2 separate regions of the Homo sapiens genome follow, and region 1 is linked to region 2. Evidence: chromatin contacts called from ENCODE Hi-C or POLR2A ChIA-PET data. All regions are on one chromosome and are shown on one strand. Each heading gives the region's core, a stretch centred on a gene start or an enhancer-like site at or near the end of the contact. The rest is flanking DNA. Distances are from core to core; before and after follow the strand shown. Region 1 has its middle 28 kb from the start of LINC02606. Region 2 overlaps SPSB1 (splA/ryanodine receptor domain and SOCS box containing 1).

Region 1 (6,574 bases), core at 605-3,104, 120 kb after region 2:
GCTAAGCTCTCCTTGCTTTTATAAAATGAGCAGCGCAGCTTACAGAGAGGGCTCCAGGAGGAAGGACTAGGATGAGGAATGAGTTATTCTGCCTTCAACTCCGTCTCCTCCCCACAGCCCTCCCCCACTCCCACCGCCAAATGAAATCTCTGTTGTAAAAATGTCAAAGGACAAAAACTTGCTTAAACCATGCCAAAGGGCATGGTGTGCACAGAGGCCAGTGCCATTCGGGGCAGTGGTGGCCAAAACATGGATCCCCAGAGGACAAAGGGGCCAAGCTGAGCCTTAGAGACCCTCAAGGATGCAAGCGCTGCTTTTGAGGTCCAGGGACCCAGGCTGTTCCAGGAGTGGCCCGGGAACTCCTGCAACCAAAACACCTAGATTATGAGGCCTCCCGGGCTGCCCTGCCCGACGTCCATAGCTTCCTGGAGCGCATGGGTGGGAGGGCACAGTAGGGCCAGCCCCCTGTCCCTGGTGGCATCATCTACAGGGAGAGGTGCAGTGAGACCGGTCACCTTCAGGAAATTTACAAAAGACGCAGGCGCAAGAGCCAACAAAGGAGACTGCCTATGCGTGTGGACGCCCACACCTCCAGGCAGACACTAGGAGAAGGGCAACCCTGATTTGCATCCGTGTGACTTTAACACACATGAGCGCACATGTGCACTCACACCACACACTCAAACATGTGCACACACGTTCATAGGCACGTATATTTTGTGACATAACCCCCTACCCCTTAGTCACCCGGTCAGGGAATCAAGCTCCCTACCTTTCTGCTGAGGCACAAGAATTGCTTGAACCCAGGAGGCGGAGGTTGCAGTGAGCTGAGATTGCGCCACTGTACTCCAGCCTGGTCAACAGAGCAAGACTCCGTCTCCAAAAAAAAAAAAAAAAAAAAAAAATTTTAATTGATTAACTTCCTCTGCTAATCTCTGCTGTTGTAGGATTACAGTTTTTAAAAATTTCTTTGCTGTTATTTTGATGGAGTTTAGAGGAAGGGTTAAGTATATGCATTCATTTGCCGTTTCAAACCAAAACCCCTAAACCTCTGGCCTTTTAAAATGGAATTCCGGGCTGGGCACAGTGGCTCATGCCTGTAATCCCAGCGCTTTGGGAGGGCGAGGCAGGTGGATCACTTGAGGTCAGGAGTTTGAGACCAGCCTGGCCAACATGGTGAAACCCCATCTCTGGCTTCACCACTCAACCCACAGGGTTCCTGGGCTGGGCTCCCTCAAAAAATGCTCTGAGCAGCTTTCACTCATGACCCCCATGCACAGCGAGAGCTAGGGCCATGGAAATTCCGTGCCTGGACCAACCTCGTCTCGTGCAGCGTGGAAGAGGCGCGTAGCCCAGTGCTTGGGTTGGGAACCTCGTCATCGTCTCCTTCACGGTGATGAACAGCTACTGAGAAAGAAAAAAATGTCTTCACGCAGTTTCTTGGAATAGTAGCTGCACCCGCGATTAATAGAGTCTGTTTCGGTAGAAGTTTTTTAGAGAAAGGAAAACTGTCACCAGCTCCATTTTGTCAGGTTCATTTCTGAGGAATCTCTTGACCACCGCGGCTTCCAAGTGGGATCGATGTTGGACTTGCAAAAGGGGAAAATTATTTTTGACTCATAAACTGGAATGGAAGCCAAGGAAGAAACTCGGTTTGTGGCCTGCTGTTGCTAAATACAAAAATTGATTATTTTATGGAAGAAGAGCCATGGCCAGGTCAGCTGTTTTTCCCTCATAAAATCATTCAGCGACCCGATAGGAAACTGCAACGCCTGTGAGTCGTTTGCAGAGTGGTGCAGCTGTGAGAATTCTCCCTGGAAGGGCTGCCCGACCCCTCTCCTGAGCCTCTGAAACTCGGAAGCGAGGCCAGGATGGTGATAAAGGAGGAGTGTGGCGCCCTCTGGCGAGAGTGGGGCTGAGTCCCTCCCAGGAGCCCAGCCTGGGTGTCCCCCTGCTGTAAAGACCCCACGGCGCACAGCCTAAGGCTCAGAGCTTTGCACGGAGTCTGCCCCTTTGGGCAACATGGAGCTGATGTGGTTGCATGTTGGAAGACCTCATTTAGATTCCAGCCAAATTAGGAGAGAGGTGCTTATCCCAGCTGGAGATGCACAGGCGGGCAAAGGGCTGAGAGCAACCCAAAGCTGGAAGGCCAACGGGGCTTAGGCCTCCTGGCCCCAGGTGCTGCCCCGGGAAAAGAGGCCGTAACGCCATCCTACCCAGCCATCGCTGCAGCAGCAGGACCTGTCTCCAGGTTAAGACTGAGCAGACATCAGGCAGCCTCCAGGTTGGCCCAAGCATCTCTCATCTGGAATAAAAGTACTTGTCAAACATCATTATCCAGAATGTCAGGGAAAATAAAAATGAGTTCTAAGGCTTGTGAAAGAGATGGTCTTGGGACAACCCAACACCAGGACTTTTCCTCTGGGTCTGGTGGAAATATTTTGAAAGGCCAAAGAAGAGGGTTCTGTCCTTCCCAGGACCCGACTCAAGGCCTAAAGAAAGTTGTAGGGAGTTCTGGACACGGCACTAATGCTTCAAGAAATCTCTCCAAGCTCGGACTTACTTGCCTGATAATTCCAGGTCTCAGACTGAGCTTCTCATCCAAGGCTGGGTGATTTGATTCCCATAAATCACATCTATCGCTCTGTAGCATTGATAAGGGGCACTCTAGGCGTGAACCTGGAGCCACTGGGAATCAAGAAGGAATTCCTGTCTGTGCCATATGTGTGGTTCAGCGTGGGGGGGGGGTCCTTCCGAACTTTCTGCAGTTTCCTGGAGGGATGAGACACGGCCTCCATTGGGGATTGGGCAAGAATGACCTCCCTGTGCCCTGGCGCTCACACCTGGAGGTTGCTGGCCCACCCAGCCCCTGCAGAGGGTTTGAAGGTCCATGAGTCAGGTCTTGGAAGGCCCAGGGGGGAGCCTGAGAAAGAAATTCAGAAGATTCCATCATGACGTCATCAATCCCCCTGAAGATCTACAGGTTGCATTTACTCCCTGGCTTCAACGCACCACATTTTAGAGAGGTTTTTTGTTTTTTGTTTTCTTGAAGTACAAGAACACCAGTGATGAAACTTGAAAGCATCCTGTACTCATGGTGGATCAGGAAAATAAGAGTTTTCTTAGACTCAGAGTCTTGGTGGGAGTGTTGGTGGGGAGGGTCTGCCCTCTGAACGGGGACATGGTGAGGGGGACTGCACTGAAGCTGTGTCCCCAACTCCTTCCTCCACCGATGCTTCCGTTCCTCATCTCCAAAATGCCTACCGCTCTCACCCTTATCCACTTTTTTTAGTTTTACTTCCGTGGCACACAATTTTTTATTGAGTAGTAATTCACAGGCCCTACAATTGACCCTTTTAAACACACAGTGCTTTAGTATATTTACAGAGCTGTGCGACCATCAGGACAACCCATTTTTGAACATTTTTAGCCCTCCAAAAGAAACCCTACAACCGACCGGGCACAGTGGCTCATGCCTGTAATGCCAGCACTTTGGTAGGCCAAGGCAGAAGGATCAGCTGAGCTCAGGAGTTTAAGACCAGCCTGGGCAACATGGTGAAACCCCATCTCTACTGGAAAAAAAAAAACTACAAAAATTAGCCGGACATGGTGGCAGGTAGCTGTAGTCCCAGCTACCGGAGAAGCTGAGGTGGGAGGATTGCTTGAGCCTGGGAGGTCGAGGCTGCAGTGAGCCATGATCACACCGCTGCACTCCAGCCTGGGTGACCAAGTGAGACCCCGTCACAAAACAAAACAAAACAAAACAAAACAAAACAAAACAGAACAGAACAGAACCCCTGCAACCTGTAACCATCATTCCCCAATCCTACCCCAACACTCACCAGCCCTAGGAAACCACTAATCTACTTTTGAACTCCTGAACTTAAGTGATCCACCCACCTCAGCCTCCCAAAGTGCTGGGATTACAGGTGTGAGCCACCGTGCTCAGCTTTTTTTTGAAATGGAATCTCACTCTGTCCCCTAGGCTGGAGTGCAGTGGTGTGATCTCAGCTCACTGCAAACACTAACATACTTTCTATCTCTATGAATTTGCCTATTCTGGACTTTTTTTTTTTTTTTTTTTTTGATGGAGACAGAGTCTCACTCTGTCTCTGAGGGTTGGAGTGCAGTGGCATTATCTTGGCTCCCTGAAGCCTCAACCTCCGAGGCTCAAGTGATCCTCCCACCTCAGCCTCTTAAATAGCTGAGACTACAGGTATGCGACACCATGCCCACTTAATTTTGTTCATTTTTTATAAAAACAGGGTTTCGGTATATTGCCCAGGCTGGTCTCAAACACCTGGGCTGAAGGAATCCTCCCACCTCAGCCTCCCAAAGTGCTGGGATTCCAGGCGTGAGCCACAGAGCCCGGCCTGGACATTTTATATAAATGGAATCAGAGAACATGCTGTCTTTTGTGTCTGGCTTCTCTCAGTTGCCATAATGTTCTCCAGGCTCATCCACACTGTACCATATGCCAGTGCTTCTTTCCTTTTCATGGCTGAATAATTTTCCACTGTATGGACATAGAACATTTTAATTACCCATTCATCAACTGATGGACGTTTGGGTTTTTTCCACTTTTCAGCTTTTTTTTTTTTTTTTTTTTTGAGATAGACTCTCTCTATTGCCCAGGTTGGTGTGCAGTGGTGTGATCTCCGCTCACTGCAACCTTCACCTTCCAGGTTCAAGCAATTCTCCTGCCTCAGCCTCCCAAGTAGCTGGAATTACAGGCACCCACCACCACGCCCAGCTAATTTTTGTATTTTTAGTAGAGACAAGGTTTTGCCATGGTGGCCAGGCTGGTCTCAAACTCCTGACCTCAGGTGATCCTCCCACCTCGGCCTCCCAAAGTGCTGGGTTTACAGGCATGAGCCACCACACTCAGCCCACTTTTTGGCTGTTGTTATGAATGACGCTGCTAAGAATATTTGTGTACATGATTTTTTAAATTTCCTTTTGTTTCTTTTTTTCCCTACTATTTTTATAACCACAGAAACGATTTTGTTTAGGCATATGTTTTCAATTCTCTTGGGTCTATACATAGGGGTGAAATTGCTGGAGTATATGGTAATTCTATGTTTAACCTATTGAGGAACTATCAGGCTATTTTCTACCTCTATTCACCTTTTAGGAGTCCTAAGAATTAGTCAGTCCTGTTTGACAAATAATACCAGTATAACTGGATCTTTCCAGAAAAAGCCTGAACAAGTCCTACAGTTAAATTTCCATTTTAGCAGGGGGAGTTGGTTGACTGGCTGCTCTGGTTAGCTGAAGGTAATAATAATTTTTAAAGTCCCATTTTGGGCCAAGCACAGTGGCTCACACCTGTAATCCCAGCACTTTGGGAGGCCAAGATGGGCAGATCGCTTGAGCTCAGGAGTTCGAGACCAGCCTGGGCAACATGGTGAAACCTTGTCCCTACCAAATATGCAAAAAATTAGCTAGGCATGGTGGTGCATGTCTGTGGTCCCAACTACTTGGGAGGCTGAGGTGGGAGGATCACCTGAGCCTGGGAGGTGGAGACTGCGGTGAGCCATAATTGTGCTTTGAAGGTACCAAAGAGGGGCTGAGAGAAAATAGCAAAGGTGGGGACAGTGCTCCAGGTGGTGTAGCCAGAAAACCCCTCTCTGCAGAAGTGTATCCGTTTTCTCTTGCTGTCAATTACCAATAACCTCAAACTCAGCAGTTTCAAAGAACATCCGCTTCAGAGCTCAGCATTCTAGGGGTCAGAAATCTGGGTGGGCTCAACTGGGTTCTGTGGTCAGGGTCTCACATGGACAAGATCAAGGTGTCGGCTGGATCAGGCTCCCCTCTGGAGCCTCGGAGAAAGAATCCACTTCCAAGCTCATTCCAGGTGCTGACAGAATCCAGCTTCCTGCAGTTGTCAGACCCAGGTCCCTGCCCCCTTGCTGGCCATCAGCCAGGGTTGCCCTCAGCTACTCAGGAGCACTCTCCTTCCTCCATCCTCAAAGCAGCAGTGGCACCTCGGGTCTGTCTCTCGCTTTGAATTTCTCCGGCTTCCTCCTCTGCACCAGCCAAAAACTGCTCTTTGCTTCACAGTCTTGTGCAATTAGCTTTGGCCAGCAGGATGATCTCCGTCTTCCAGTCTTCAGGTTAACCATGTCATAAGCCATAATGCAGCCCAGGAGTGACGGCACAGTCACAGGCTCCAGGATAAGGACATAAAATGGGCCGGGCGGGGAGGGAATGTTTAGAATCTTGCCAAGCACAGAAGGTGTCCCTGAGACCTGGAGCAGGAGGAGGCAATGAGGGCGTGGCCATGGGAGGAGAAACAGCCCAGACAGAGGGGTCAGCATCCTCCCTGGGGGAGGAAGAGGCTAGGTTTGTGTGAGGCACTGAAAGGCCCCTGGACTGCAGGACAGTGAGTAATGGGCAGCGTGGCCCGAGGCGGGTGAGCAGGCAGAGGAGACCCCCTCACCCACGGAGGCCCTGGGAGACAGCTGTGGACATGGCAGAGCCAGAAGGGTCCCAGGCCCAGGATACTCAGCAGAGACTGCTCTCTAGAATTAGACCTCAAAATCCTGCTTGTTAAAAATAGCTTTATTGGCTG
Region 2 (6,625 bases), core at 2,458-4,957:
GGATTTCGAGGGCCATGGTGTGGACTTTTCAGAGAGTTCGCTTAGCTGGAGCAGGTGATGAACAGCCCCTTACCTCACACAGTAAACATCTCAGCTCTGCCACACACCTTTACACCCCCTCCTATAGAGCCAGACGAACGTGGCTGTGTGGAGGATTCAGTACAGGGGCTGAGGGAGGAGGCAGGGCCTGGCCCATCAATGGAATCTTGAAACAGCTGAGCCCAAAGACATTCGGAGGTCCTCCAAACTGTCATCCCTCATGATGTTGTGCAAAGATGCACTCCAGGAAGAATGTCCCTTTTCTTCAAGTTTGGGAACTGCTAGAGTTCAGCAGAACCTTGCGTTTCTGTCCTGCGGGACTTCTCAGAGCCTTTAAGATGCTGATGCGTTTGTGACTCTCTAGGAGGGGATATGATGTTTCCTAACCCAGCTCAGACATGATTTCAAATGCCTTAAGAATCCGTCAAGGCCACTTCGGGGGAAGAGCTGATTTCTTTCAATGCTTCGTTTTATAAACAGGGACTCTAAGGCCCAGAGAGGTAAACATCTCGTTCGGGGTAACCCAGAGGCTGATGAGTGTGTTGGGGTGAGCACCAACGCCCCACCCACTGCCTCCCTCTGGCCTGGGAGAGCCATGGAGTTGACACAGGGTCACAGGTGTTGGGTCCTAGGTGGTGCTTCTGGGCACGTGAAGATGGTTTTGTCCCAGGAATACCCTGCGTCTTTTCACCTGAAGCTCACTCTGCGCTGGGGCTTCCCAACATGGCACTGTTGACATAGGGCAGGGGAATTGTTGATGTGAGGCTTGTGTCGGGCGTGGCTGGGCGTTTAGCAATATCCCTGGCCCCCACCCACCAGACGCCACCCCAACTTGTGAGCCCCACATGTGTCTCCAGACATTGCCAAATCTCCCAGGGTACGCTGGGGTGAAGGAGGGAGGGTAGTAAAATCACCCAGGTTGAAAACCACTGCTCTGTCCTACTAGGGGCGGGCCCTGCATTTGCTGGAATTTGCCAGTAAAGGGCAGAAAGACTTGCTGGAGCTCTGGCAGATGTGTAGGAGTTCGCGTGGGGGACAGGGTGGCGGGGACAGCCTCCCAAGGGGGAGAATTGAAGACACCTAAGGGCAGTTGTATGAAGCAGTGTGAGGGGCACTGCAGGTGGTTCAGTCTGCATGGGGCCCGAGCACAGCCGGTTGAGGGTTTGTGGGTGGGGGGAAATGCAGCTGGAGAGGGAGGAAAGGTGAGATCCCGGATGGGTGGATGGGTGGACAGGTGGACAGGCGGATGGGTGGACGTGTGTGAGTGTCTCAGTCCAGGAACTTCATGCCAAGGGCTGGAGGGCAGTGATGGAGAGGTCAGGGGAGGTGACACCCGGTGGTGGGTAGGTCAGGTGAGAGGATCCGAGGAAGGGAGTAGGGAAGAGAGCCTTTGGGAAGATGGGCATGGCCACCCATCAGAAGTTAGTGCTGGACAGCCTGGCCAACACAATGAAACCCCGTCTCTACAAAAAATGCAAAAATTAGGCACAGTGGCATGCGCCTGTAGTCCCAGCTACTCAGGAGGCTGAGGCAGGAGAATCCCTTGAACCAGGATGGGGAGGTTGCAGTGAGCCGAGATCACACCACTGCACTCCAGCCTGGGTGACAGAGTGAGACCTCATTTCAAAAACAACAACAAAAAAAAAAAAAAAAAAGAGAAAAGAAAGAAAGAAGTTAGTGCTGGAGTCCAGGAGACTTCCCAGATCTCGGCATCGGACACATGGCGGTGGGGCCGTGGGGATGGTAGGCTTGGGTGTGGAGGTAGAAGAGAGCGTTCTGTGGGTAACGTGACTCTGCAGACATTTCTTCTCAAAACTTGGATACTATGAGGCCTTTGGAATCTTTTCTGGGACTGATTCCTAGAGTCCAGGGAGAAAATTGCTGTGGATGACAGGACAGCGGGTTCAGAGTGGCCCAGGAGCAGGTGACTGCACATTTTTGCAAAGAGCAAAAGGGAAACCTGACCATCTGCATGGGTCTCTTACCTCCATTCTGAGGACACAAGGCATCTCTTCTCACTGTAGTTTGTCAAAGATCAGTGGCGTAAATAATTGCTAGGTGCTTGCTCATCGAGAAGAATCTGAATGACACCTGATATGTACACATAAAGATGTACCAGGCTGGGCACGGTGGCTCACGCCTGTAATCCCAGCACTTTGGGAGACTGAGGCGGGCGGATCACCTGAGGTCAGGAGTTTGAGACCAGCCTGGGCAACACGGTGAAACCCCGTCTCTACTAAAAATACAAAATACAAAATTAGTCGGGCGTGGTGGTGCATCTCTACTACTCAGGAGGCTGAGGCAGGAGAATCGCTTGAACCCGGGAGGCGGAGGTTGCAGTGAGCCAAGATTGTGTCACTGCGCTCCAGCCTGGGCGACAGGAGCTAAATTCTGTCTCAAAATAATAACAATAATAATAATAATAATAAAGATTTGCCAGTCTCCTTACTCCTACCACCCCAAGGGAACCACAGTAACATCCTGCCAGCTGGACCTTGTGATCTGGACACACGTATCCCTAACTTCACCCGACACGTTTGGGGGAGTATTTTGGGTTTGCCTGTCCTCTTCCTTTCCTCCCCTCCTTTTTCTCTCCCTTCCCAAACTGATGTTAGACTGGAGCATGTTCTTCTGAACTTTTTTTTTTTTAATCGTGGTAAAACATACAAAAACCTAAAATTTACCATCTTAACCATTTAAGACGTGCAGTTCAGTAGCGTTGAGTACATTACCGGATCGTACGATCATTTTGAGTTTGAGGAACCACCCTACTGTGTCCAGCGGCTGTGCCATTTTGCGTTTCCATCAGTGATACCCAAGGGTTCCGGTTTCTCCACATCCTTGCCAACACTTGTAATTTTCTGCGTCTTTTTTTTTTACATACTTAAAAAAAAATCCTAAATCTTTTATTGAAGGATGATATACCCAGAGTAGTTCCATACCTCCCTGCCTGCACTGACCTGTATGTCTGCATCTTTGGGGATGCCATTATTTTATTAGAATGGGCTCTCCTTTCATATTCTGTCGTGCTCTCCCCGCTGAATGCTTGTGGAAGTGTCTCCAGGCTCACTGATGTGGTTCTACCTCGTCTTTTTAATTGCTGTGTAACAACGGTTCATGGTGCAAACATATCAGAGTGGTCTGCCTAAGTGACCTTTGTCAATGACTGTGCACTCGATTTGGAGTGGCAGGAAGTGGCCGCACCTCTGTCATAAATACCCGTTATGGATCTCCTTCTGCTACTGGTGCTCTTGTTTTTTTTTTTTTTTTTTTTTTTTTTGAGGTGGAGTTTCACTCTTGTTGCCCAGGCTGGAGTACAGTGGTACGATCTTGGCTCACTGTAACCTCTGCCTCCTGGGTTCAAGCGATTCTCCTGCCTCTGCCTCCTGGGTAGCTGGGATTACAGGCATGCGCCACCATGCCCGACTAATTTTTTGTATTTTTAGTAGAAACGGGGTTTCATCATGTTGACCAGGCTGGTCTTGAACTCCTGACCTCAGTTGATCCACTGCCTTAGCCTCCCAAACTGCTGGGATTACAGGCGTGAGTCACCGTGCCTAGCCGGCACTCATTCTTATGGGCTCACGCACCAGGGGTGGAATTGTTGGATCAGTTGCCATTCATTTCCCCGAAGCTGCCGGATTCAGATCCCACCAGCCACGTTGGTACTTGCTCTCCGCTTCCTGTGTGTAGACAGGAGGCACCATCTCTGTATTGACTCTGTAGCAATCTGGAGGGTGCAACGTGCGATCTCATTACTGCTTTTCTTTTATGTCCTTTTGTCTCCATGGGAGGTTGAGCTTCTTTTCCTACAAGTTTACTTACTGTTTGCATTTACTTTTTCTTTGCATTGTCTGTTCCAGTCCTCTGGCTATTTGACTATTGTGTAATAAAAGGACCAAAAACAAATGTGCCAAACTGTTGACAGTTTGAGTGTTGAAAATATGTGACTCTTTTGTACGTGTTTGAATTACAGATTTTCAAAATTTAAAAAAGCCTTGGCCAGACGAGGTGGCTGATGCCTATAAATCCCAGCACTTTGGGAGGCCAAGGTGGGAGGATTGCTTGAGGCCAGAAGTTTGAGAATAGCCTGGGCAACATAGTGAGACCCCACCTCTACCAAAAAAAAAAAAAAATCTCAATGAGAGCGTTTTAGGAAGATTTGTTTGAGTGGGCTGAGATCTAAGGGACTTGGAGACTCTTGCAGTGGCCTTGCAAGTGATGACTTAAACAGTGAGAGTGAAGGTGGGATTCAGCAACTATGGGGGCAGCAATTTACAATGTTTGGCGCTAATGTGGGAAGCCAAGAAGAGGAGGAATTGAGGGAGATGAGGGGTTTGAATCTGGGTGAACTAGAGGTTGATGATAGAAATTGGCAGCATTGTAGAGGCCAGGAGGGGGCCATTTGAGTCTACAAGGGATGTATGAGTGGGAGCAGGGTCACTGCTGGGGAGATGATATTTGGTGGACACGTCAGGTTCACAGGCAGACACTCCCTGGAGCCATGAGAGCAAAGGATCCCACGGAGGGAGGTCCTGTGGAGGGAGAGACCCTCAAAAACATCTGTGTGTAAGGAGCAGGAAGAACAGGCGGAGGAGCTGAGACAGAACCTTAGAGAGTGAGTCAGATACTGTCACAAAACTAGGAGCGTTTCAGGTCAAGGGCATGGTGGTATTTTCAGATACAGTTGAGAGGTAGAGAGAGGATGCTTGTTTTTTGGGCCCGTTCAATTTATCGATTAGGAGGTCATGATCTTGGAAGAGCATTTTCCCTGCAGGGTCTAGGCCTGAGGTCAGCTTGCTGCTTCTGCAGCCTGAGTGCGTAGAGGGTGACGGAGACCACAGGAAGTGTGGTGGCAGCAGGAGAGGGCATCGGCTGTGGGTGGTTCTGGCCTGGGCCCCATCCTGGGCTCCGTGGCTGAGACTTGGTTTCAGTGCTCTCCACCAGCAAGTGCTCACTGAGCTTCTGCCCTCGTGGGCTGCGTCAGGCACCCAGCAAACCCCCAGGGTCCAAGAATCAGCCTCCCAGGTGCACACTCCATGGGAAAATGGCCAGAAACATGGAACCCACCTTCTTCGGTGAGAACCTTGGTCTGCCCTGTTCAGTGTCTGCTCCCAGAGGGACCAGCACAGCCATCTGTCACTTCCTGGACAGCAGCCTGTCCCTAATTCTTAGCCATTTAGGGCCTGGTCTTATATGCATTTATCTCCTTTTTCAAGTCCACTTCTACTTCCTGTCAGTTCTGTCTTCTTGTCAGCTTCTTTTTTTTTTTTTTTTTTTTAAGGCAGAGTCTCACTCTGTTGCCCAGGCTGGAGTGCAATGGTGTGATCTCGGCTCACTGCAACCTCCGCCTCCCAGGTTCAGGCGATTCTTCTGCCTCAGCTTCCCAAGTAGGTGGGACTACAGGCGCGTGCCACTATGCCTGGCTAATTTTTGTATTTTTAGTAGAGACGGGGTTTCGCCATGTTGGGCAGGCTGGTCTCGAACTCTTGACCTCAGGTGATCCGCCCACCTCGGCCTCCCAAAGTGCTGGGATTACAAGCGTGAGCCACCATGCCCGCCCTCCTTGTCAGCTTCCTGAAGCGCCTGCGGTGTGAGCCTGCTGTGAACAGCCTCATCCAGTGTAGGCTGACCCCAGAGCGGCCCGGGGAAGAGCACAGTCATTTTTTTATTCCAACGGAAAGGAAACGAGGTTGCCAAAGAGACCCAAGGAGCCCACGGGCCAAATCAATAGCAACATTCTCCCTCTGCCCAGCTGGCTTTCCTCTCCAGCGCGGCTCCGGGGAAAACAGCTCAAGGTAGAGAGGACCTGGCTGTTGGCTGGCTCAGAGGCAGGTGGGGCCTGGCCAGGGATGCTCCGCCACATTCCTTCTCATTTTTTTGCTTTTGTCCCAGTAGCATCAGGACAGACGGACTCCATTCATCACCTAATCTCCATGCCTCAGGTTTCTGTTTATTTTTATATAAACCAAAGCATTTTTCAATTGTAGCAAATACATATAACATAAAATTAAGATTTTATTTTATTTATTCTTTGAGGCAGAGTCTTGCTCTGTTGCCCAGGCTGGAGTGCGGTGGTGCGATCTCGGCTCGTTGCAACTTCCGCCTCCCGGGCTCAAGCAATTCTCCTGCCTCAGCCTCCTGAGTAGCTGGGATTACAGGCGCCCACCACGACACCTGGCTAATTTTTGTATTTTTAGTAGAGACGGGATTTCACCATGTTGGCCAGGCTGCTCTCGAACTCTTGACCTCAGGTGATCCGCCCGCCTCAACCTGTCAAAGTGCTGGGATTACAGGCATGAGCCACCGTGCCTGGTCAATTTTTGTATTTTTAGTAGAGACAGGGTTTCGCCATGTTGACCAGGCTGGTCTCGAACTTCTGGCCTCAAGTGATCCGCCTGCCTTGGCCTCCCAAAGTGCTGGAATTACAGGCGTGAGCCACCGTGCCTGGCCAAATTTACCATTTTAAAACCATTTTTAAGAGTTCAGTGGCATTAGGTACCTTCATATTGTTGTACAACCATCACCGTTGTCCATCTCCAGAACTTTCTTATCTTCCCCAACGGAAACTCTGTGCCCATTCGTC

Evidence for each region. A loop is a pair of places that touch in the nucleus more often than their neighbours do. ChIA-PET counts read pairs that join two places held with the same protein, here RNA polymerase II (POLR2A). Pooled maps may share reads with other maps.
Region 1: a pooled map shows a loop between it and region 2 (2.3-fold over the local background). The contact joins two enhancer-like sites. A Hi-C loop is called at or near these places in 3 of 50 pooled maps. POLR2A ChIA-PET finds 5 or more read pairs at or near these places in 8 of 52 experiments (B cell, Caco-2, HepG2 and 5 more).

The regions. Positions count from the first base shown.
Region 1 is chr1:9,454,062-9,460,635 of GRCh38, forward strand. No RefSeq gene overlaps it. Among named protein-coding and RNA genes, the nearest start is that of LINC02606, 28 kb to the left of the region's middle. Within about 2 kb of position 1,855, at least 3 of the 41 ENCODE cell types and tissues checked have a DNase peak (open chromatin) inside an H3K27ac peak, as active enhancers do.
Region 2 is chr1:9,328,029-9,334,653 of GRCh38, forward strand. All of the region lies in intron 1 of SPSB1 (splA/ryanodine receptor domain and SOCS box containing 1), which reads left to right. Among named protein-coding and RNA genes, the nearest start is that of SPSB1, 38 kb to the left of the region's middle. Within about 2 kb of position 3,708, at least 2 of the 41 ENCODE cell types and tissues checked have a DNase peak (open chromatin) inside an H3K27ac peak, as active enhancers do.